Regions from separate parts of the Mus musculus genome. Here all the other regions are linked to region 2. Evidence: chromatin loops called from intact Hi-C (ENCODE). Cell type or tissue: heart. All regions are shown on one strand.

Evidence for each region. Peaks named below come from ENCODE experiments on the same cell type or tissue, not always from the same donor. Only the 100,000 strongest peaks of a DNase experiment are listed, where the experiment ranks them.
Region 1: a loop joins it to region 2, with 2.3 times the contacts of the local background. A loop is called at or near these places in 4 of 42 quality-filtered maps.
Region 3: a loop joins it to region 2, with 3 times the contacts of the local background. A loop is called at or near these places in 23 of 42 quality-filtered maps.

Annotation. Positions count from the first base shown.
Region 1 is chr12:15,725,257-15,733,256 of GRCm38, reverse strand. It overlaps Gm40287 (a long non-coding RNA gene), which reads right to left. Exons shown (of 6, transcript XR_872503.1): 5 at 7,792-7,912; 6 at 6,381-7,228. It also overlaps the pseudogene Gm4804. Among named protein-coding and RNA genes, the nearest start is that of Mir6387, 72 kb to the left of the region's middle. In heart, no CTCF peak of the experiment used is centred here; DNase peaks (open chromatin) are centred at 1,736 and 3,356.
Region 2 is chr12:15,795,710-15,803,709 of GRCm38, reverse strand. All of the region lies in intron 2 of Trib2 (tribbles pseudokinase 2), which reads left to right. Mir6387 (microRNA 6387) reads left to right here and starts at 2,609; the gene lies at 2,609-2,716. In heart, no CTCF peak of the experiment used is centred here; DNase peaks (open chromatin) are centred at 1,979, 2,549, 3,329 and 5,489; H3K27ac peaks cover 234 bases.
Region 3 is chr12:15,539,250-15,547,249 of GRCm38, reverse strand. No RefSeq gene overlaps it. Among named protein-coding and RNA genes, the nearest start is that of Gm40287, 63 kb to the left of the region's middle. In heart, no CTCF peak of the experiment used is centred here; no DNase peak of the experiment used is centred here.

The sequences.
Region 1 (8,000 bases), 70 kb after region 2:
TTTATCTTCTATGCAGAAAGAAAAATAAGAACTTGTCAATGATTATTTGGACAAAATTACAAAAACTCTGGGTCATGTTCTAAGATTGGACTTACAGTGGGCTTAAGAGCAAGCAGGCAAAGTCTTAACTTCATGTTGAGAAGAACATTCTGGTCCTACAAAGGTACTGATCTTAGAGTGAATTGGAGTTGGTTTCCTTTTTCCAATTTACGGTGGAATGCAGTTGAATTATGATTTCACGAAGTATCCCATTTTGGCTTGGAACTCACTATGTAGACAAGACTGTCTTCACATTTATGATCACCCTGCCTCATGTTCCTGAGTGTTATTAGGACTGCAGGCATATGAGGCCATGCCTAGAGGAGTTGGAGTTATCTGTCAATAGAGATGAAATACATTTCAATTATGAATTATCATCTATCAGAATAATAGCATTTGGCATGGAAAGGATGGAAACCATGATTGCAAAGGAAAATATCCAATTGCTGTAGTTATTGGACTCATTTTACAAATGGGCCTTTCTGGTTTTGTTTTGTTGTTGTTGTTGTTGTTTTTTCACAAAGCAAAAGACTTTGTCATTCCTGAAAACATAAATCATTGTTATTTCCAGTTTACCAAGGCTTCAAAGACAGTGAGGAAGGATTCGGATCTATGTGAGGAAAGTGTTCAATTTTCTTATATGAATTTGTACATTCAACTCTCCTCAAGAATGTTCCTTGGAAAAACTCTAAATGAGAGGAGTTCAGACCACACTTTCTTAGCACCTGCTGTCCTAGGGCACTTATTGAACATTTAACAGAAAAAAAGGGTTTCTATGTGGTTTTATATACCGTAGAAGGTCTTAATATTCTTTGTAATGAATGGCATGCCACAGTGCACGTGTATGTGTTAGAGGACAACTTAGAGAAGCCAATCCTTTACTTTTACAACGTGGTCCCAGGTCTCAAACTCAAGTATGACTGAGGCACCTTTACCCACTGAGTTATCTGACCTGCCACTGTATTCTTTATAATTTATGGTTAATATAGGACAAACTCCCTGGTACATATCTTACTGAAGCTTTCAAAAATGGTTGTCTGAGGTTGATTGTATTGCAGAAGACCCTGAAGTACAAGGCAAAACAAAGAACTCTGTCTATCAGCTGTCCTAAAGCCATATGATCTGTCTATCTACAGCTGTGGAACTGAAATTCTAAGGCAGCGCTATACGTGTCTCTTTCACCCCAAGGCCTATGTTACCACTTAGTCTATTTTTGTCACTATATATTAAGCATTTACTGAATAAATGAGAAAAAACAAAATGCTTGCCTCATTGGGTCCTTGATGAAATATTATTCTGTGAGATTATTGTGCATTCAGAAGACCACAGACTTCAGAATGCAAGTGACTTTCCTGTTTTGCTCCTGCTGTGTGATCTTGGCTATGTCCTTCTACCCATGGACTTCAGTCTTTTCATCCATATAACAAGAAATAGGCATTTTAGACTTGCCAAGAGGGTGAGCTGAGAAAATATGTGTTATTTGTCTAGCCAAGGGAGAGTACCTCCTCAGTGGGAAGATGCTGATGGAGGCAATGGCATAGGATCCGAAACTCACTGCGGGTCCTTGGGGAGATGAATACTTTTCTAGTCTTTAGACAGCCCTTCCACACTCAAAAAAAGGGCCAAAGCCTCTCAAAGAGGAAATGGCTCAGCTAGGAACTCTTCTCCAGCGGGTCACATTGCAGAAACAGTGTTTTGGCAAGCCAAACAAAGACACTATTATTCCCAAGCAAAGACAATGCCAAGAAGGTGCTGGGTGGTCCAGAATACAGGAGACAGATAATGTAATGGCTCCATTCATCAAAAAGGCGAGAGTGCACACCAGCTGCTTGCCAGCTGGAAAATGAAGCTCTTCTCCCTTCTGAGGGTAATTTACTTCTGCTGGGGAGACTCTGAAATATTCTTCACCTTTAAGGGACCAACCAAATTCCAACAGGATCATGTAACATTGTGAGGACCCAGCTAAGGAGAACAAATAAACCAAGGGGCTGAAGACAGTACAGTACAGCCAACTGTCCTCTTCCTTAAGTTTGAGCTATCTTTTACCTTGTGGATATCGAGTAGTTTGCAATTTGTTATATTTCTCTTCTTGTTCGGCCACCAGGAAGCTAACTGCCAAGCTTTAGCTAATCCTCAAGTCTCACTAGTACAAGAAACTATAGAGTACATTTCTGTATTAACTGTTTCTACAGCCTTTGGGAGTTTTCCTCTCCAAATTTTAAAATAGCAAATGATCCACAGTTATTAACCTCTTTTCCCTTTTCATAAAATGGGCATATCATTTTGATAATTATCCTGTGGTTAAGAACCTACAGGTTCTCCCCTCATTTAATTAATTAGTAAAAACAATGTAGCTCTTGGGTCAGAAAGGTGGATCGGTGGGGAAAGGTGGCTGCCATCAAGCTTGATGACATGGGTTTGATAAAAAGCTGACTTGCAAATTGTGTTCTGACCTTCAGAATTTCACTGTGGAACACAAGCACCTCTGCCATAAATACATATACAGATAATTTAATAAATGTATCAATTGTTTTAAAATAATGTAGTAGTGTATCTTTTCTGGGCATTAAACAATTGTTTTGTTTTGTTTTTTTACACTCAACTAATTGCATGCTTTTAAAATTAAAAAAAAATGGCAGCCACTTTGTAGATAAACTGTCTCATTAAATATTCAAGATAATCCCTTAATAAACTATTTTATTTTAGGTACTTAAATGACGTTATTGAGATCTAATACACTTAAATGATTTATCTTGTTCCTATAGGTTGAAATTGAGGGGTGTAGGCTTTGAGCCAGAATTCATCTGAAAGTAGACGCTGAATCTTGAACCATGACATTACCAATTTCTTACATTTTTTTAAATTAAAAATTTTTAACTTTTATTATATATGAGTACTGTGTTTATATCATTCTCACCAACTTTTCTTTCACCAAATCCTCCTGTGTCTACCTCCACTCCCTCTCAAATATATGGCCTCTTCTTTTATATATATAAAATGTATGGAGTTCATTTAGTGTTGCTTATATTTACATCTGTTTAGGGTTGAGCTGATGGGATTAGATAACCCATTAGGCATCTCATTGACGGAGCAAACCAATTCTCTGTTTCACCCCAGCCATTAGTTATGCCCTCTTCCTTACTCTTTGTTATTTGTAAGGCTGTGGGAAGCAGTTGATGTGAATTTGTTGATCCTAAAAGTGTGCTCTAACTCACACAGTGAAACCCACAAGCCAAGGTCAGGAATTGGGTGTTGCAGTCCCCAGAGTAAAGTAGAAAATTTCAGCGGAACATGGAGAAGCCATGTATTGGAAACAGCTACAACATTTTGGCACAGCTTTCATGCAGAGAGGAAATTATGCATGAAGGAAGCACGGGGGTCATGAGGCAAGATTCCATTCTTGGAAAGAGAGGAAGGTTGAACAGGACCTAAGGGGTGGGTTAGTGTGGTGCAGGGATCCATGCGAGAGCTGTTGACAGAATCTGCAGATATAGATGGTCCAGTTATATGAATGCTATGTACAACATTTTTTTCCAGCAGCAAATTTACTTCTACTTAAAAAATTTTCATGATCTAAAGAATTTACCACCCTCAAGAAGGAAACAATCATCATATTTGGGAGAAATTCAATCTATCAAGGGAGCGTCTGCTCAAGTTATGTTTTTCGTGAAATGATACATCTCACTCTTACACTGCTACAATGTAGCCAGTTACATACATGTCAATGCAGAAGCCATGAAGTCTATCTCCAGGGAGATCTCTTTTCATCAATACATGGGCATGATTTCTTCTTGGAAGACATTTGGACCTGTGTAGCTCCCTCAGAGGGCTTGGCACCCACTTGTGAAATTACTCAGTCTTTTATCATTTTTAGTTTTGCACATGATCCTTTTGAATCTCAAAATAACTCTGATGACAATCACAGAAATCAAGTTACTTCATTTCTATTGAACCCCCTCTCACTAACAAGTGGTCAATGAAACAAAAACAATGAAGTCAGCAGCACCGACTGTGAAGGAGATGCTCAGTGTTGGGGGCCAAGTTGGGATAAAGTAAGCTCAGCAACTGAGGGCCCCTCTCTTGCTCTCAGTGTCCTTGCTGGGGTGGGTGGTCCAGGGTTTCTTACTCCTTGTAGGCCATGAGGTTCACCACCCTGTTGCTGTAGCTGTATTCATTGTCATACCAGGAAATGAGCTTGTCAAAGTTGTCATTGAGAGCAATGCCAGCCCCGGCATCAAAGGTAGAAGATTAGGAGCTGCTGTTGAAGTCACAGGAAATAACCTGGTCTTCAGTGTAGCCCAGGATGCCCTTCAGTGGGCCCACAGATGCCTGCTTCACCACCTTCTTGATGTCTTCATACTTGGCAGGTTTCTCCAGGAGGCACATCAGATCCATGATGGACACATTGTGGGTAGGAACCCAGAAGGCCATGCCAGTGAGCTTCCCGTTCAGCTCTGGGATGACTTTGCCCACAGCCTTGGCAGCACCAGTGGATGCAGGGAGGATGTTCTGGGCAGCCCCAAGGCCATCACGCCACAGCTTTCCAGAGGGGCCATCCACAGTCTTCTGAGTGGCAGTGATGGCATGGACCATAGTCATAAGCCCTTTCACAATGCGAAAGTTGTCATGGATGACCTTGGCTTGGGGGAGCTAAGCAGTTGGTGGTGCAGGATGCATTGCTGACAATCTTGAGTGAGTTGTCATATTTCTTGTGGTTCACACCTATCACAAACATGGGGGCATTGGCAGAAGGGGCAGAGATAATGACCCTTTTGGCTCCACCCTTCAAGTGGACCCCGGCCTTCTCTATGGTGGTGAAGATGCGAGTAGACTCCATGACATACTCAGCACCAGCATCACCACATTTGATGTTAGCGGGGTCTCGATCCTAGAAGAGGGTGATGGGCTTCCCATTGATGACAAGTTTCTCATTCTCGCCTTGTCTGTGCCATTGAATTTGCCATGGGTGGAGTCATACTGGAACCTGTAGACCATGTAGTTGAGGTCAATGAAGGGGTCGTTGATGGCAACAATCTCTACTTTGCCACGTGAAGAGCAGACAGCAGCCCTGGTAACCAGGCGCCCAATAAGGCCAAATCCGTTCACACCGACCTTCACCATTTTGTCTATGGGCGCGAGGCTGGCACTGCACAAGAAGATGCAGCTGTCTCTGGAACAGGGAGGAGCAGAGAGTCGGGAAAATATTTTAAACAGATGACACTGAGTATTGAGCTCATGCAACTAAGACAAGAGGGTTTAGCTGAAGAGTGGTAGGTTAGACAAACTATCAAGGAAGAACAGCAGGATCATTCTATAGGAACAAATGCTAGTGTGAAGTAAGTCACATGGGGCATATTGTATAGTAACGAACAACACATAATTTATTAATATATTCCATAGGGATGATCTGGCAGAGAGAGAGAGACAGAGACAGGCAGAGACAGAGAGAGGCAGAGACAGAGAGAGAGACAGAGAGAGAGACAGACAGATAGAGACAGAGACAGAGAGACAGAGAGAAAATAATTCTAGAAGAGGTTAGTGTCCTGAGCAATTGGAAAAGAACAATCCTACTGTGTCATTAGTGGCCAGACAGACTGTTGACAACCACTCGTCCTGAACCTGACATAGTAGAGATCTGAGTCTGTTGTTCTGAAGTAAGGCCTGGCAGTCTGCTTTTCTCATGTGTCCCTTATTCTGCTTAAGAGAATAGCAAGAAGCCAAATACAGCAGGGCCATCCTTGCTTCTGTGCAGCTTGCCTAGTATCTGTGTCTTCTCAGTCGAGTGGCAGTGGAGAAACCATCTGTTTTGATGATTATGGAATACTTTGGGTCTGTATCCACAAACAGAAACACAAAATATGGAGGTACCAGCAACAGGCTACCCAAACAAAGCATGTACTCTATCAACACTTCCATATTGCTGTTCAATATCTGCAATCACTGGCTAATTCTACCAAAAGGGGTGTCCTGTAATTGTGCCACTATATGAGTAGCTACTGCCACTGGTATTTACATGGCGGACACTCATTTTTAATGCTCTGGTAAGCCTGAAGTTCAAACCTCAGTACTATCAAGCTGTGGCACAAAGCTGCAGTATGTCTCAGTCCTAAGCCTTAAAATAAAGGAGGAATGTTTCATGGTGGTGCTGTAGGGACAGTCCTATGTGAAGAGCTGACCTAGGAAGACCTTAGGCAGCAGTTCTTAACCTGCGTGTAGTGACGCCTCTGGGGGCTCTCAGGGTCACAAATCAGGCATCTTGCTTTTTAGATATTTACATTACAGTTCATAACAGAAGCAAGTGGACAGTTATGGAGTAGCAATGGAATAATTTTATGGCTGTGGTCACCACAACATGCAGAACTATATTAAAGGGTTGCAGCTATAGGAAGGTTGAGAGCCACTGCCCTAGAGTCTTTTCATCCATCAGTCCGTCCTCCAGTCCTTCCCATAGAGTATGTTTCAGGGACTATGATTAGAGAGTCATGAAAGCAGGGTAGGAAGGTAGCTCAGTTGGAAAAAGCTTTGCCATCTGAGAACGAGGACCTGAGTTTTCTCTGATACTCTTGGTAAAACAAACAAACAAACAAACAAACAAACAACATCCAACTGTCTTAGTGCTTGCTTACAATACAGAGGCTGAGAAGGTGAAACAGATGTGCTGGGCTGGCTGGCCAGGGAGGAGTCCCAGCCTAGTCAGACACTCTGTTTAAAAAACAAAACAAAATAAAACAAAAACAAAAACCCAAAGTGGACTGAGGTCCTGAGGAATGATACTAAGTCTGACCTGTGTATATACACATACACACACACACACACACACACACACACACACACACACACACACACACACAGAGAGAGAGAGAGAGAGAGAGAGAGAGAGAGAGAGAGAGAGAGTGTTTCTGCATGAGATGATCCCTGTATCAATCTCTGAAAAAATTAACAATTATCTCAGGGATGTGGGCAACAGAAGGAGCATCCCAAGCAAAAGACACTTAGAATGAAATATTGCTCCACAGCAGAGTTTAGGACAGAGTGGAGGTGGAGGTGAGATATCTCAGGTATAAGTGACAGTAGAAACCATCAACATTCCTAGAAGGGGAACAGGACCCATGTGGAATGATCACATCTTCCAGGTAGCTCCTAGGCCATCTTGGCTGCACACCATTCTCCTTCAGGTGATTGCCCATACCTAAAAATGTAGACATTTCTGTACATTTGTCCTCACTGGTTTCCTTTTGAAGACCCTATGAGATGACCACTGGGGGATGTGAGGAGCCGCCCTCACATTCGCCATTACAAGATGGCGCTGACATCCTGTGTTCTAAGTAGTAAACAAGTAATCTGCGCATGTGCTCTGCCTTCCCCTTGACAACAACTCGGCGGATGGGCTGCAGCCAATCAGGGAGTGACACGTCCGAGGCAGAGGACAATTCTCCTTAAAAGGGACGGGGTTTTGCCATTCGGGGTCTTCGCTCTGTAAGCTGATGCTCTCCCTCTCAAGACGCATTAAAGCTTTTACTGCAGAAGGATCCTGTGTGCCACGTCATGTAGCGTGGGACATCAGGGGGATCCATCACTACTACCTCCATTGTGTCTGACCACATCCCTTTCGAAGAAAATTGAGTTGCAAATTATCTTAGGAAAATGAATTTCAGCTACTAGAGGTTTTAAGACTTCAGAATGACTTAATAATCTCTGAACTCTTCTAGGACAATAGACATTGAATAAATGTGGAGGATGAGATTTACATACACAGATTCATATTTTCCATATCAGCAAATCCAGGCTTTCGTTTAGGGTGAAGGCTTTCGATACAGTTGCTTAGATGTGTTCTCAGAATCATCTGGAATAGCCTCTACCTGAGAAGTAAGCCCTGCAAAAAGAAAGAATGTGACTCAAATAATACAAAATTCAACACGAGAAAACCATGTCATTTATTTTATTGGCATTTATTCAGCCAA
Region 2 (8,000 bases):
AGTCCTTCAACTGATGGGAGTGTCTGAGGACCTAGGAAAGTAGGAAGTTGGCACAGTGGTGAGAAACTAAATTCTTCCACTTTGTCCTATGATCTCAGCTTCCTCTCTCATTTTTCATAAGTCTTATTTTTATTTTTATTTGTGTGTGTGTGTGTGTGTGCCTGTCTGTGCCTGTGTGTGTGTGTGTGTGTGTGTGTGTGTGTGCCTATGTCTGTGCCAGTGTCTGTCTCTGTGTGTATGTGTGTGTGTGTATGTGTTTTTGCCACACGTGTTTGTGTATCCCCTGAGACCAGGAGAGGACACTGGATCCAGTGGAACTAGAGTTACAGGTGGTTGTGAGCAACCCAAGTGAGTTCTAGAAACCGAAATGGGTCCTCTGCAAAAATAGTAAGTGCTCTTAAGTTTTGAACCATCTTTCCTGCACTTTGAACATCCCCCATCCCCAAAAGGGTTTTGCTATGTAACCTTGGCTTGCCTCCAATCTGCAATGATCTTTATGCCTCTGCCTCCTTAGTCTTCTCTGTAATTAATTAGGGATGGTGTATGGAAAGCCCCCAGGACTGAGCCTATTGCACTGGCTGATCTGAAAGATGCCAATGCCATCCCTGCTTCCAGCCACTGTCTATGGGATTGCACTTTATAAATCTGAAACTTGGAGACTCACCTGTTCATTCAAGGAACACTTGTTAAGCACCAGTTATGTGCTAGGCACTTCTAGAGGCTATTATGCCAATGAAGCCAGTGTCTTGTTTTTATAGGATCCACATGGATCAGAATGACTCTATCCTAACTACCGTGCTTAAATCAACTCATTTCAATTTAGTTACTCTTTTATTTGTTTGTTTGTTTGTTTGTTTACTGAGTGTGTGTGTGCATGCATGCAAGTGTGCACATGTATGCATTCAGGCACATGGATACTGAGGCACATGCATGGAAGTCAGAGGACAGTTTGTAGGAGTCGGTGCTCTCCTAATACCATGCAGATTCTTGGGATTGAACTCAATTCATTAGACTTGGCAGAAAGTGCCTTAACCACTGAACCATCTTGTTGGCTCATACTGTCTGTCGATGTGTGAATTGATGAAACTTAAAACCACCTAGTAGAGACTTTGTACATCTGCAGGTAAGGAAGTTGAGGCCCATTATTTTCCAGCCAGGTTTCTGCAAGCTTTGAAGCCAGGGAAGCTAGCTGTAAAGTCTTCCCTGTGAAACATAATGGCAGCTTCAGGTTCTGTCCTTTATGTCATATGTGTAAGATACTGCCTCTCAAACCCAACTCCCTAGAAAGACTCTTGTGACACAGTTAGACAGGTGTACACTTAGTGGAGCCAGCACCCAGTGTCTACCTGAAGCTCAGATTTCCAAGCAGTTTTGACATTTATGGATGGTACCACCAATTAAGCAAAACCACAGGCAGTCCTGTTACTCCATGGGTGGCTTCTGTTTCTTTCACAGCACTGTATGATATGGACTTAGCATTTTAATTATATAATGAGTGACAGTTGGTGAAATGGATGTATCAATAGTCCCTCACACCCAAGAAGATGCATATTATAAGAAAAATCCCTGTCTGTGTTGAACAGATATAGAAGGCAGTGGATAGAAACATTTTCCAAATGTGCTTTTTCCAGTCCTTGTGGGGTTTTCTCTAGCCAATGGAAAAGTCCAATCTGTTTGAAGTTTCTCTGGGCTCCAGACATAGCTCTTAATTATTCTTTAAGAATCCTAGATATGAATGTTAGGGTTGGAGGAAGCGGGGCTTAGATCCTGAAATCATCTGTCCTCGCAAATGTTTATTAAGTATTTATTTTGTCTGCTTGCAGTGCTAGATGTTGGTGGGGCAAGCATCAGTAAAAGAAAGCCCAGAATGGGAAAGACAATGGGACGGGCAGTTCACTATTTCAGCAGCTGGAGTGTGGAACAAAGAGGCACCTGGGGATAGGGGGGTGGGGGTGGGGCAGAAGAGCTGTTGTGGGGTGGGGCTCATCTAGAGAACCAGTAATGAGAATGACAGGTGACTAGGGCCTTGGATACATTCCCTGATCTTGTTCTTGACCTGAAGCCCACAAATGGACTCTCTAGACCAATTGTTGGAACCATATTCGAATGGCGAGAAGTATACAAGGAAGACAACCAGGGATAGTGAGACTGGAAGCTATACTCTCTACATCTGAAACACGTCAATACTAAAACATGGCCAGACTTTTTGGTTCCCTGAACTTGTTGGTTAAGCCATCTGTAGGGATCCCTAGTTTTTGGGCTGCCTGCCAGGGGAAGCATCCTCTTCTGGCCCAGGGAATGCCCAAGGCTTAGAGAGGAGCTTTCAGGTAGATACCCAGCCTGAGCGGTACAATGTCAAAACCAAAGGGCATGCTCGCTCACAAGCACCGATCCTGGAGAAGCTTTTCCGAGACGTGAATCAATCCATTGCTCTGGGGTAGGACAGATCCTTCAGGAGCCACTTCTAAGTGCAGGAAGCAAGTGGTGAATGGGGAATCAGTGTGGCTTTGTGTTCCAGCTCGGGTTTCCCTGTCTGTTTCCATGGTGACAAGAGTCAGGAAGCCCTGAGGGCTGCAAGCTGTGGTTTCTGTGGAATCTTCCAAGCAGTAGAATGACACTCCAGGTGGAATGGCTTCCCTTGTGTATCCGGTGGCCTCAGTGAGTCAGAGGTGTGCCCACAATGCCGGAGGCTCCATTGCAGTGGGTGTGTTACTCAAGTGGCTTCCTCATCCTAGCCATGTCTTGACAGGTCCTTTACCTTTCTCAGCTGCTGGGGTCTTTCCAATTGTCTTGAGCATCCAATATGTGCAAACAACCAGTCCTGGGTTGTGTGCTGGTACAAGATACTGTGGCTTAGCTTCCCTGGCATTTGCCTTCCTTTTGACATCTGTCTTGCACCATGGAGGGTTTTCTTGACTGTGGGCCAGCTGCCATCCGTCGTGAGCTCTTCCAGACAGGAGAACCACTGATACTGGCCCTGGAGCAGAAGTGGCTCACAGTTGATTACTGGAAAAATCTGTACATACCTAAAACAAGATTAAATGAAGGACTGTTTTGTGCCATGTAGCAGCCTGACCAGGTCTGGTAGGGCTGCAGAGTTTGAGCCATGCTACCTACAGTGCTAGATGGTTCTTTCCTGGGCACCTTCTGTGACTCACTATAGTGGGGATTTTTCTTGCACAGTTGGCCTGATTATGGAGGGTACACTTTCAGGAACAGAGTAAGGCCAGCCTGGCAGTAGCCCATCTTTTCTTCTTGGCTCTTAGTCTGCCCTGGACCCTGAGGCTGACCTAGTCTGCAGCTCTGGATGATCTGCGCCCGGATTTCCTGTCCCTGTCAGGCCCACTTTGCTGAACTCCTGGCTGAGCTCCACTCTGTTCCACCCTGTCCTCTCTTCTTCCTGCCAGGAGCTCAGGGTGAGGCTTAAGGGTTTGAAAGCAAAACATGGTTTGTTGTTGGGGGCTGGTTTCTCTCTCTCTCTCCTTTTGTTCTTTCTTTTTGTTGTCATAGGTAGGACACTATAATAGAGGGTAAAAAAAAATTTTTTTTTGAATACCAGCTCTGCTTTTACTTGCCAGATAGCAAGTCTCCTCAGCTTTTGATAGCTTAGCCTTTTTCATCTAGAAAGTATATGGGTCTTTCCATCTCTACATCTCTATCTACACCATGTACTATATATGGCACTGAGTTAACTCATAGGATGGCTTTGTATGTCAATAAATCTGGGACAGGATAAATCTGAAACTGGAAGAGCCCTGTCTCCATCTACTTAGCACCATGTCTTTGCAAACATCTTCAGCACCTTTAGTTTTTGATCATGGTACCATGATGTACTGGGAGGGGACAGTGACACCCGAATCTTCCTGACATGAATTCAGGTGAGCTTCTGATTCAGTTAGCTTGGGTGTGCCTTGGGGTGTTTAATTCTCCCCACCTCTGTTTCCTTATTTGATAGGAATCATGCATAGCCTAAGCCCAGTCTTTCTTTTTTTTTTTTTATGAGACACAAAAAGGCAGGCTGTTGAATCCCAGCGTCTGGCGATTCTTGTCTGTGCTACATGGGTACTGCTGCTTTTCAGATCATCGCATTGTGATTGTAAGGGTGTCCTCTAGGAAGCATAACGGCCTGACAGCTGCAGAATGATTAGGAATATAGAAGCTAGAAAAGCCCTTTTCATAGTAGTTATTACATCATATTTCATGGGAGAGAAACAATTGAAAGAGCCTTGGGTTACTTTGCGAAATGGATTTGGTAGTTGGAGGATCTTTGGGGCCTGTGCTGGAGATGGGTGAGGGGACCTGGTTTTTGAGGGGGGATCTTGCTGCCCCACAGGCGCTGGGAGGGGAATAGAATTCTGCTAGTTCTGGCTTCCCTACTCGGCCCTGAGCTATGATGATACAGGCCTGGCACTAGGTTGCCTATCATTGAGTACACAGGTTACCCTCTTGTGAGCATCGTCTATCTGTGACGTCTAAAGCAACTCATCTTGTTACCTTCTCAAGCCAGAGACAGGCAGAAGTGGGCCCAGGGAGATCTAGCTTCCCTGGTCCAATGTGGTCTGTTCTAGGCTTCTGCCTTCCTTGGAGTTTATAGTTATTCAGTCCCCATTGTTCTTGTCTCCCCCTCCTATCACCATGTCACTTTCATAAATGTTTTCGTCATAAATCATCCCTGTCTCCTCCAACACAATAATGGATAGCCTGATTATCTGAGAGACAAGGCTGAGCTAACCCACATACTAGGCAAGAGCATCTCAAGCAAGGGTGAACAAGTACAGAAGTCCCAATGGAAAATGTGGGCACAGCATCTTCTCTGGTCCCATCTGCCCAGCCTTGCATTTATACTTGCTCCTCTGTCTGCACCGCTCAGCTCTGGGGTTGAGAGCAGGAATCTCAGTTGAACATTTGGATCTGTATAGTTACTACCATGCTATAGTCAGCTCTGTTACACTGGGCTCTTTGGGATATCCTGTCTTGAGTTACTTTAATCCTCAGCAAAACAGAGGGGATGGTTGTGGCCTTGCTTGTTATGGACACATCCCTAGTGCCTAATTTGGGAGTTCTATCAGAGTAAGTGCTCCTGAATGTCTTTTAAATGCCTGAATGATTAGTGGGCTATTTGAATCACCAGGTCCACAGATGCTCTTGTTGGTTTTTATGGAAATCAACTTCTTTGCCTGGGAAATTCATCACCCCCCAGACTGTTTAGGAGACTTCAGGAAAAGTCTATTCATTCATGTCTACTCTGAAATCTGTTTGCAAAGGTCACTTCCCTGAACTCAGTCCTGGAAAAAGAAGCAGAGACAGCTCCGTTCCTGAGAGGAGATAAAGGGTCAGGCTTGGAGGCACTGGGTAGCTCCTGTGGTTGCACAATAGGACCTCAGGCACTGGGGCTTGCAGCCCAAGTCTCCTGTCGCACTTCCCTCTGTCCCAGCACATGGAGAACATCCCGGAAGATCAGTGTTTAAAGATAGAATCCAGACCACTTGCCTCGACCCTTGTTAGGAGTGATATAAACAAGCCGAGGATGTTCCGGGGAGGAGCAAGGTCAGGGAGAGCCTCTGGGGCTGCATTTCTTTTCCACCCTGTCTCCAGGCTGCTCTTCCCCTCTCCTCTGTCCTGACTTGGATGCTGATGCTGTGGAAGGAAGTAGAAGCTGGCTGTACCGACCTGGATGGAGCCTTCTGAGTATCAGTGGCTGAACGGGCTCCATGGGATAACTGAGCACCCAGTCTGGATGTGACTGACTTGGCCTCTGTGCCTAGGGCTCCTGGTACATACACACACACACACACACACACACATACCATATACTCCACTTATGTCATAATGTAAAGAAAACAGATCCATAAACACATGGATTGCATTAGGCATGTAGATGACATTTGACATTTGTACTTAGTACTTTTTAAAGAACGAACTTGAGCTTGAAGCTGACTTCGGTATGTGCTTTGTTATCTGAGTTGCCCTGGTTCCTAGGACAGCTCACTGGCTTCAGCACATGATCCAGAGTCAGAGTGATCCAGCTGCTCCTCACTGCATCCTCAGACCTTGCCTGATGGAGCTCTGGAAACAGTGGTTCTCAACCTTCCTAGTGCTGCGACCCTTTAATGCAGTTCCTCCTGTTGTGGTGACCCCCAACCATAAAATTATCTTCACTGCTACTTCATAACTGTAACTTTGCTACTGTTATGAATTGTAATGTAACTATTTGGAAGGATAACGGTTTGCCAATGGGGTTTCGACTCACAGGTTGAGAATGGCTAAAGGGAAGGAGGTTGAAGTCCCCTGTAGATTGGCCAGGAGCAGCCCAGCCTCAGTTATAGGCTAGTGGTTTTAGTAACCTTATTCTGTTGCGTTAAGCATCTGCATAGTTTCTGAGTTCTTGTCTTGAGGTACGGGAGAGAGAGGGGAACTTCACTTGGGGGAGTGGTAATGGACAATGTGGTGGTCCTGGCTACAGTCCAAAGCCCTAATTATGGGGCCACACACGGGTCTCCATGATGAGGGGTCAGGGAACTTTAAATATGGGGGTAGGAGTAAAAAATAACCAGAATGTACAGTTATGATGTGCAAGAGATAAACAGGGACTACACTACAGGTTTAAAGATTTGGCATAGCATAAATTCTGTGGAGTTCCTCCCGAGAAGGTGGAGGGAGGGTTTCATTCCTGTTGTCTCTCCTTCCCCATCACAGGCCTGGTTAATAGACCTGTCCTGACTTCTACATAATTCTAGTTAGATAGTAGAACAGGGGCTACTATTTCTTTACAGCAGAGCTGAAACCCCCATAGTCAGCATCTGCTTGTCTGTATCATTCATATAAGCCAGTTGGTGCCAGCAGTGGGCCCAGGCATGTAAGCCACAGCAGCAACAGGTAGCAAGTCTCTCCCTCTGTATCCAAAGTCACTCTGTTTTGCTTCCACAAGCTCCTGGAGGCGAGGAAGCCAGGGTTCATCCAAGATGACCACCTAGCGATTTAGGAGTTCTGAATAACAAACTGTGTTGATGGACATGAGCAGCATTGCCAAGGCTGATCGGAGCGGCAGGGCAGCTTTGTGTAGGGCACACAGGTGAGACCTACATCATGTCATTTAAACAGAGGCCGACTCACAGTGAATTGTACCTCAGCAGAACATTCTAAGCAGGGGACATTATGAGTCCTCGGAGGGACTGAGTGAGACATTGCCTTTGAGGCAATCAGAAGAGTGTGTAACACAGATAGATTAGGCTCGGAGGGTAGGGACACAGACATGGGATCAATCAGCAGACATGACAAGGACACTGGCCTCTATGTGGATGACCTAGGGCACTCCTAGAGGGATTTGTAATGAGAATCCTGCCCCAACTTGAACCCTCTGTCTCCAACTTTTCCTCCTGAACTGGTAGCCATTCACACAGAAGTAGGAATTACTTCCAAGGTTACAGTTCATAGCTACATCAACTGCTCTGCTGCCGAATCAAGGAAGCTAGAGGTGGAAGGAGCTGTTGAGAGGAGCCCTGGTATATGTTACTCAGAATCCCCTCCCTCCCTCCCTCTTTTCCTCCCTCCCTCCCTGTGGCTTCATAGTCTCCTCTCTGGGCAGTTTGGAACATCTGGTGAGACCAGTGGGTGGGTCACTGCCACCTGCCACCTCCTATTAAGAGAAATAAGCTGGAGAAAGAAAGATTTGTCTTTAATCAGTTCAATTCCAGATTAACACAGCTAGAGCCTCCTTAGTTTCGTAGGCCATTAGTTTCAGGAGCATTCGAAAGCAGGCATGGGGTAGGGGTGTTGTAGAAGATGGCTCAGGGAATGCCAGAGGGAATTACATGTTGCTGTGTATTGCGGAATGTTAGATCTGGCACAGAGACAGCCTTGTGCGGGTGGGTGCATGGTGATTACTGGATATCATGAGTGAACTAAATGGATGCTCAAAAATGGTTATGATGGTGAATCGTTTAATGTAAAATTTATTGTATTAAAAGAAAAAAACAGCACCCTCAAAATAAACCATACAG
Region 3 (8,000 bases), 260 kb after region 2:
ACTGGCTTTACCTTCTTTTGGAGTCTATCTACCACTGTGTCTTTTGCATGTGGAGAAGGAAATTGTAGGAGAACTCTGGGAGACTTTAATGGCTGAGTCCTGGAAGTCATCTGATTTGCCCATAATGAGCTGAGCTTGGACACCTGGGAGTAAAACCACTGCCTAGAACTTAGTCACAAGATACAACTGTAAGGAGGCTGAAGAAGGGGGAACCTCAGCTGAGCAAGTAGGGAGCTGAGGGAATTTTCAAATTTTGGTGTTCTGAACTTGTGTTGATGCTCCCTTAAGTTGTGTTTTGAAGCTTAATATTCCACGTGATAAGATACAAAGATATGGGGCTTTGAGGGGATAATTAAGAGTTCTTTTGTAAACTGTTTTAATGTTACTAGATAGCATAGAAAAGTGACCCAGAAAGCTAGCTAAACTCTCCCACAATACATAGTGACACTGAGACTTCTCCATTTAGAAGAAAGTGGTACTATACCAGATACTGAATTTGATTACAAATAAAGATCTATGATCTATAAGCCACTCAGTTTATGATATGAAAGTTTGAATGGACTAGAACCCTGGGAGTCAATTCCATCTTCCCATACATCAATGAATCCATCCCCATCTGTCTTATTCAGGGTTTCTATTCCTGCACAAACATCATGACCAAGAAGCAAATTGGGGAGGAAAGCGTTTATTCAGCTTACACTTCCACATTGCTGTTGATCACCAAAGGATGTCAGGACTGGAACTCAAGCAGGTCAGAAAGCAGGAGCTGATGCAGAGGCCATGGAGAGATGTTCTTTACTGGCTTGCTTCCCCTGGCTTGCTCAGCCTGCTCTCTTATAGAACCCAAGACTACCAGCCCAGGATGGTCCCACCCACAAGGGAACCTTCCCTCTTGATCACTAATTGAGAAAATACCCCACAGCTGGATCTCATGGAGGCATTTCCCCAACTGAAGCTCCTTTCTCTGTGATAACTCCAGCTTGTCAAGTTGACACAAAACCAGCCAGTACAGCATCCTAAGAGCTAGCTCAAGGTCATACCCAGTCACTATCATCACAAGTCAGGAAGATGGGATAATCAATTAGATCTGAACAAATCTTTGTATTCTAGATTTATATTGTGTGAAAAGGCCAAAGCTGCTTTACACACATGAATAACCCCATCCTTCTAGAGAGGTACACGCCCCCCCCCCCAGTACAATGCAGGGAATTATTGACCATCAAACAATTATACAATCTCTTTGGAAAAATAAAAAGGAAAATGTCTCTTGGCCTCAGTAGTCATGATCCTCACTGAAGAGAATCTGTCTGTCTTTGCAGTAGATGAGTGCCTATGAAAACCAAGTTCTTTAGGGCTGGTAATGACTCCCATCTATTCCTTTATGTCTGTCTTCTCTGATCCTAGTTGAACTGAGAGCTGAGGTAAGTTGTGTTGGCAGGTAGATCAGATTCCATACTCACTTTCCGACTTCTTCAAGTTACTTAGAGCTTTAGCAGCTGAAGGTACACATGCCACCCCACTGTAAACCTCATGAATATTCATGCCCCCTAGAACTTGTCCATTGCTCTATTATGGTTTAGGCATTCTGTGGCACTTATTTATTTTCCATCTTTATTTTATTCTCAAGTTGTCACTTTTGTGTTACTTGAAATGATATCCAGGAAATCCATGCAGATACTTAGATCTGCCTCTGAATTGTGCTATTTATTAAAGCCGAGATGGCTTATTGGTCTTACATATTGGCAGATGCTGGAGAAACCAGGGCTGGTGTTTAGGAATGACACTAGAAATAAGAGAAACATGAATGGAGACTAAGGGACAACTTTATCATATTTGCCAAAAGATAAACTACCCAAAGCATTACTATCAAAAAAGTACAATAAATTCATTAACCTATGCAAGCCTTTATTTTTCTGTGCACCTGTCAAGACCTTCCTCTTAGAACTGAAGATGCTGGGGATGAGTAAACTGGAGCTGAGGGGTCTGACCTGAGTTTGGTGATGGCAGAAGTTCATAGGAAAGCCAGAGGGTGTTCCAAAGCTGGTTTCAAGAACAATAAATAACTTTTATTTACATATTTATTTATTTATTTATTTATTTTTGAGGCAGGGTTTCTCTGTATAGTCCTGGCTGTCCTGGAACTCACTCTGTAGAGCAGGCTGGCCTGGAACTCAGAAATCCACCTGCCTCTGCCTCCCAAAGGCTGGGATTAAAGGCGTGCGCCACCATGCCCGGCATAACTTTTATTTCTAATTAACCAGTTAACATTAATCATCTCATCAGCCTCCAATCTAAAATAGTTAGGAGAAAACTGAAAAGCAATTAATAAAATCTGAGGGATTCTTAAGGTCATTTAAAACAAACAAGAGAGTTGAGAATGGAGAGCAAAGAAAGCCCAAGTGTGCTGGGATGCTGGTGAGGTAGCAAAGACCATTTTCCTACGATTCTTTTTTCAGGTGGGGGTAGAGTAGGAGCTGTCCAGAGTTCTGTGTTGACCAGGATGATAGCTGTTGTCAGAGAAATTTGTGTCTTCCCAGTAAACACCTAAGTCCACAGATCTAAAATCTTCTCAAGGATTAACAGCATTTACAAGCTCATTTCCCATGGTTTTGCAGAGGTTAAAGAGATCACGGCCAAGCAGCTTCCAAGCATGGAAAAAGGAGGTAATCAAATTGGCTCATATCCCAGGAAATGGTGAGGTCTATTTACTGAACAATATGAGTTGGCAGAAAGGAGCAGTTTTATATCCACACTTGTGTGTGTGTGTGTGTGTGTGTGTGTGTGTGTGTGTGTGTGTTTGTGTGTTGTGTTGGGGAATCCAGATATTCCATGGAAACAGAAGCTTAATTGGTTTTCCTGAGAAACTTCCTTGGTCAGTGATCCCTTCTACTCAGGGAAGCTTAGTTCCTGGTCTCTTTCACGTTACATGGTAGAAGCCCATGGTGCTTACTCCCTCATGGTGTGCTTTCACATTGCCATCCTTGGGGACAATTTTTAGAAACTCAGGACAGTCTCCTTAAATGTGCCAAGAAGCAGCACAAAGATATGCACAATGTGGGTGGCAATGGTCCAAGGGCCTTCAGTAGAGTGTAGCCAACAAGGTTTTGATAAGTGGCCAGTTATCTGACCTTGATGAACATCAGCTGCCTTGTCTCTACATGATTCTGGCTTTTGGTAATATCAGCAAGATGACTACCATCTTTGTGAGTCTTTAAATATTGTGCAAGTGCTCAGTGAGTATTCATATTAACAAACAAAAACTTTTCTCATCACATATCAATTGATATTCAAGTGCAAACTATTTATGAACATATTTTGGATATAATCATCATATACACACTCTGAATTCATTCCATATTGAACAGGTTCTGTACAAAGTGAGACTCCATAAGGGAAAATCTATGTGTTCTATATAGTCAATGACTTGTTTCCCTCTATGCCTCATCCTCTCTTAGACTGACTGAAAGTAAACCAGTGACTCTTGCTATGAAATATGTGATATGACATGACACTCTCAGAAGAATCATTTCACCAGGACTTGCACATGCTAGTGAAGAATGAAGCTGTACATTGGCTATGGTCTGATGAATAGTTCTTGCCCATATGGCAAGTTTCTCTATTCTCTCTATACCAGGGGTTCTTAACCTTCCTAATGCTGTGAACCTGTAATAGAGTTCCTCATGTTGTAGTGCCCCACAACCATTTTCACTGATACTTCATAATCTTGCTGGTACTATGACTTGTAAATGTTTTTGGGAGTAGAGGTTTACCAAGGGGGTCCATTAGGCTACACAGTTCTGAGATGACAATACAACATTGGAGAAGAATCCTAAGAGTCACTCTTTGCAACCAACACAGTGATCTATGGAATTATAGTAAGGCATTGGGAGATTTTCAATAACTAGTGAGAAAAATATAGTCCATTTAACAAAACTGCATACTTACTAGCAAGAAATTCCAGTAAGAGGGAGATGGCAAACTGACTTAGGAAGGCTATGTGAACCTGTGTTTAGCGTTGTCAGTGAATGCTCTTTTAGATAGTCACTTTTGACAACTTGGGTCTTGAGGACTGCTTGTTATGAGAGAAGAATGACACTTCAGGACCATTCTATGGAGAGCTAGGTCAGATGAAAGTCCACGAATATGGCCTGTGAATATGCTGTGTCACTGGGGGTACTTCAATGCTCAGAGTTTGTGAGTTGGAAGGGAAATGGCACCTTGGTGGTGGCTATGATTTGGTGATTGATGGCTTATAAGCAAAGGAATCAAGTGATTGGATTAGTGTCTTATAAATTGTATTTTAGTAATATTACTAGGAAAATCAGTACATGGGGAATGTGTAGAAAGAGGAAGCAAGTACAATCGTGACTTCTTACCCACCTCAGCTCTGGAAATCATGCCCAAGCCAAAACATCTTTAAAGTGGAAATGGTCAGGTCAAGGCCATGGACAAAACACTCGGCTCATGTTATTCAATAGCTGCTTGGAAATTCAGAGCATGAGTCACATTCATTACTGGAAGGACTTTCCACAGTGATGTTTAGGAACATTTATACATAATTTGTTTAGGAGTTCAAAGGGTGCAATAGTTGGAAGAATGGCTGCCATCCACAAATTTGTCCTAATGGGTGAATTTCAGCATCTTGGAAATGTTATAAGTCGAGAATGAATCACTAGAGTTAACTGATCATTTGCTGGACCAATCTGGTATGCTGTTGACAGGCAGATGCAGCCAGTGGTGCCTGGTTTCTGTGAATATGTGGGTTTGCTATCTTGCTACTTCTCAAGTATCATTTTGGGTTCTGATATCTTTTGAATGAATAAATGAGTGAACTGGATCAAGTGAAAGGTACATTACTACAATCTGTTAAAGAAAAGCCAACCCCTGTGCCAAGACCGGAAGAAAAGTCTCCCAGGGAATGAGCCAAAGTCACCATCTTTGCTTGGGAAAATGTGGCCAATAATTATATCTGAACTGTGAAATAGAAGGTTTTTTTGTTGTTGTTGTTTTTGGTTTTTTTTTTTGGTTTTTGTTTGTTTGTTTGTTTGTTTTTGTTTTCTGCCTCATGTTGGCAGAGAGGTTTCGACCACATGTGTTGTATATTGGTTAGTGGTAGACACTAGTTAATCTTGCTTTTATTTTCTTGCACTGATCACAAGGATTTTTATTTCACTCTACTAGAAAGTTATGAGAGGGGCACCATTGTCCTCAGAGATACTAATGTGAATTTGGGACAGATGATAACAAAAACCTGATCTTTGAGCAGGAGAGATGTAGACAGTGAGTGCATTGAAGCTGTAGCGCTGGTATATGATTGATTGATTGATTGATTGATTGATTGATTTTACCTTCAGGTGATGGGGTTGGATGTTAGGTGGCCTAGTGAACTTCCAAGACTTCAACATGGTGACTTAGCAAAACATTTCATAGGATTAAAGGTTATGTCCCATGGTAGGAGGCTGTGGCATGTATAAGGTTTGAGAGCCATTGTTTCTGGTGGGAGAAACCAGCTGACCTTAGTAAGTCCAGCATCATGCCTGAATTATTTTATGCTTGAGTCTGCATAGAACTGCTTATGTTTGTTTTCACACATAAAACTGCCATACTTATCTGTTTGATTTTGATTTAAAAACTCCATTCTCTTGATTTCTGACAAAAACATGAAATATAAAAGGGACAACAATTTTAAAAATCTGTCCAACTAAATGTGCCATCCAATCAACTTTCCTTCCTGCCAGCATTTTCCCTACCAGGGGACTGTACTAATATGGACAGTTTTGCCAATCAACAATTTGGTGTTTTCTATGTGATCCAGTTATGTAGTTGAATAAAAAATGTCCTCACATTTACTGCTTCTTAGGGAGACAGAAGTCTATGTTGACTCTTCAAGCTGCAGTTCTTTTCTTTAAGAACACGAGTAATTTCATTTTGATTCCATTACTGTGAAGAAATGCAGGGATGTGTTAGGTTCTTTCAGTTGTAGAATATTCAATGTGGACTCAGAAAAACCTCTTATCTATAAAAAGGTCAGAAATCAATTTTTCTCTGTTGAGTTAAGATGACTGGAGATTAAGACAATTGGTTGTCAAGTACAAAGGTAAACTTTTCCATCATGCAAATTTGGAGAACAACTTGGAGAAATAGCTTTTTAATATAATGGTCAGTCGTGTGGATCTCTCCAGAACAACCCCTCCTCCCTCCTGCTCTGTTGACTCCTGTTGGATTTTGAGTTGATCATCCAAGGATACCCATTGATGATCCTAGGTATCATATTTGCCAAAAGTGTTAAAACAGATGGGGAAATAACAAATCAAAACAAAAAACAATCCCAAACAAAGAAAAAAATCCAAACAGGTTTATCAAGGAGGACTAATGCCACATAATGTTGCAAGAGACATTTATCTCTTTGACTTTTGTGACATCTTCTCCACCTTACTGTTTAATCTCAGTCCATTCTTGTCTTCTAAGCCATTGTTTCTTAAACTGGGTCATAACCTCATATAAGGTCATGTAATTGAATGTTTGTGTGTGGGAATGGGTGGGTGTCACAAAAGTTGGACATCAGCAAAATATTTCTGTATATGTCATAAACAAAATCAATTCCAAATGAAATGCATAATTTGACAAGGTTGTGGCAGTAATCCTCCATGCTTAATTGTGTGAAATCACTCCACACAGCACATGCACTTTGCATGACACATGTTGTCATATTGATAAGTGGATATTAGCCCAGAAGCTAGGAATATCCAAGATACAATTCACAAAACACGTGAAACTCAAGAAGAAGAAAGACCAAAGTGTGGATACTTCAATCCTTCTTAGAATGGGGAACAAAATACCCATGGAAGGAGTTACAGAGACAAAGTTCAGAGCAGAGACTGAAAGAATGACAATCCAGAGACTGCCCCACCTGGGAGTCCATGCCATAAACATCCACCAAACCCAGACACTATTGTGGATGCCAAGAAGAGCTTGCTGATAGGAGCCTGCTATAGCTGTCTCCTGAGAGGCTCTGCCAGTGCCTGACCAATACAGAAGTGGATACTCACAGCCATCCATTAGGCTGAGCACAGGGTCCCCAATGTAAGAGCTAGAGAAAGGACACAAGGAGCTGAGGGGTTTGCAGCCCCATAGGAGGAACATCAATATGAACCAACCAGTACCCCCAGAGCTCCCAGGGACTAAAGTACCAACCAAAGAGTACACATGGTGGAACTCATGGCTCCAGCTGTGTATGTAGCAGAGGATGGCTTTGTCGGTCATCAATGGGAGGAGAATCCCTTACTCTTATGAAGGCTCTATAACCCAATATAGAGGAATGCCAGGTCCAGGAAGAGGGAGTGGGTAGGTTTGTGAACAGGGGGAGGGGAGAAGGGATAGGGGCTTTTCAGAGGGGAAACTAGGAAAGGGAATAACATTTGAAATGTAAATAAAGAAAATATCTAATAAAAAAGAAAATTAATGAAGATACTCTGAGTCCTACAATATCAACTATTCAGCCAAGATTTATTTCTTATGTGGAAATAAACAATCACAGACGTTTCATTAGTGTGAAAAAAATGCTTTTGTCTTTATAAATTTTGTGTCAACTTTTGTGTATATGAAGAGTAACTTTAAAATAAATTTTCATGAACTTTTATCAGTTAGTATTTAATTTGGCTACCTACCTTACCTATTCATAACTCCAACATTATTGAAAAACATTGAGCAAAATGAAATTGTGCATAGGAAAATGCACGAGAAGTTCTGTTGTTGATCCTGCAACCTGACCATCACTGTGCCATAGTCTTGGATTTTCTGCCCTGTACCTTTAATTGCCATACTCTTGACCCATCCCACAGGTCTCTGGGTGGTACTTCTGTATACTAAGGGCCTTCCTTTACTGTTAAATGTATCCCAAATGCTCTGTTTTCTCTCAATACCTCCTTGAGCCCACCCACCTTTAAGTGTGAGCAAAATCAATTCTGAGCTACTTGTATTCTGACCCTTCACTTTTACTG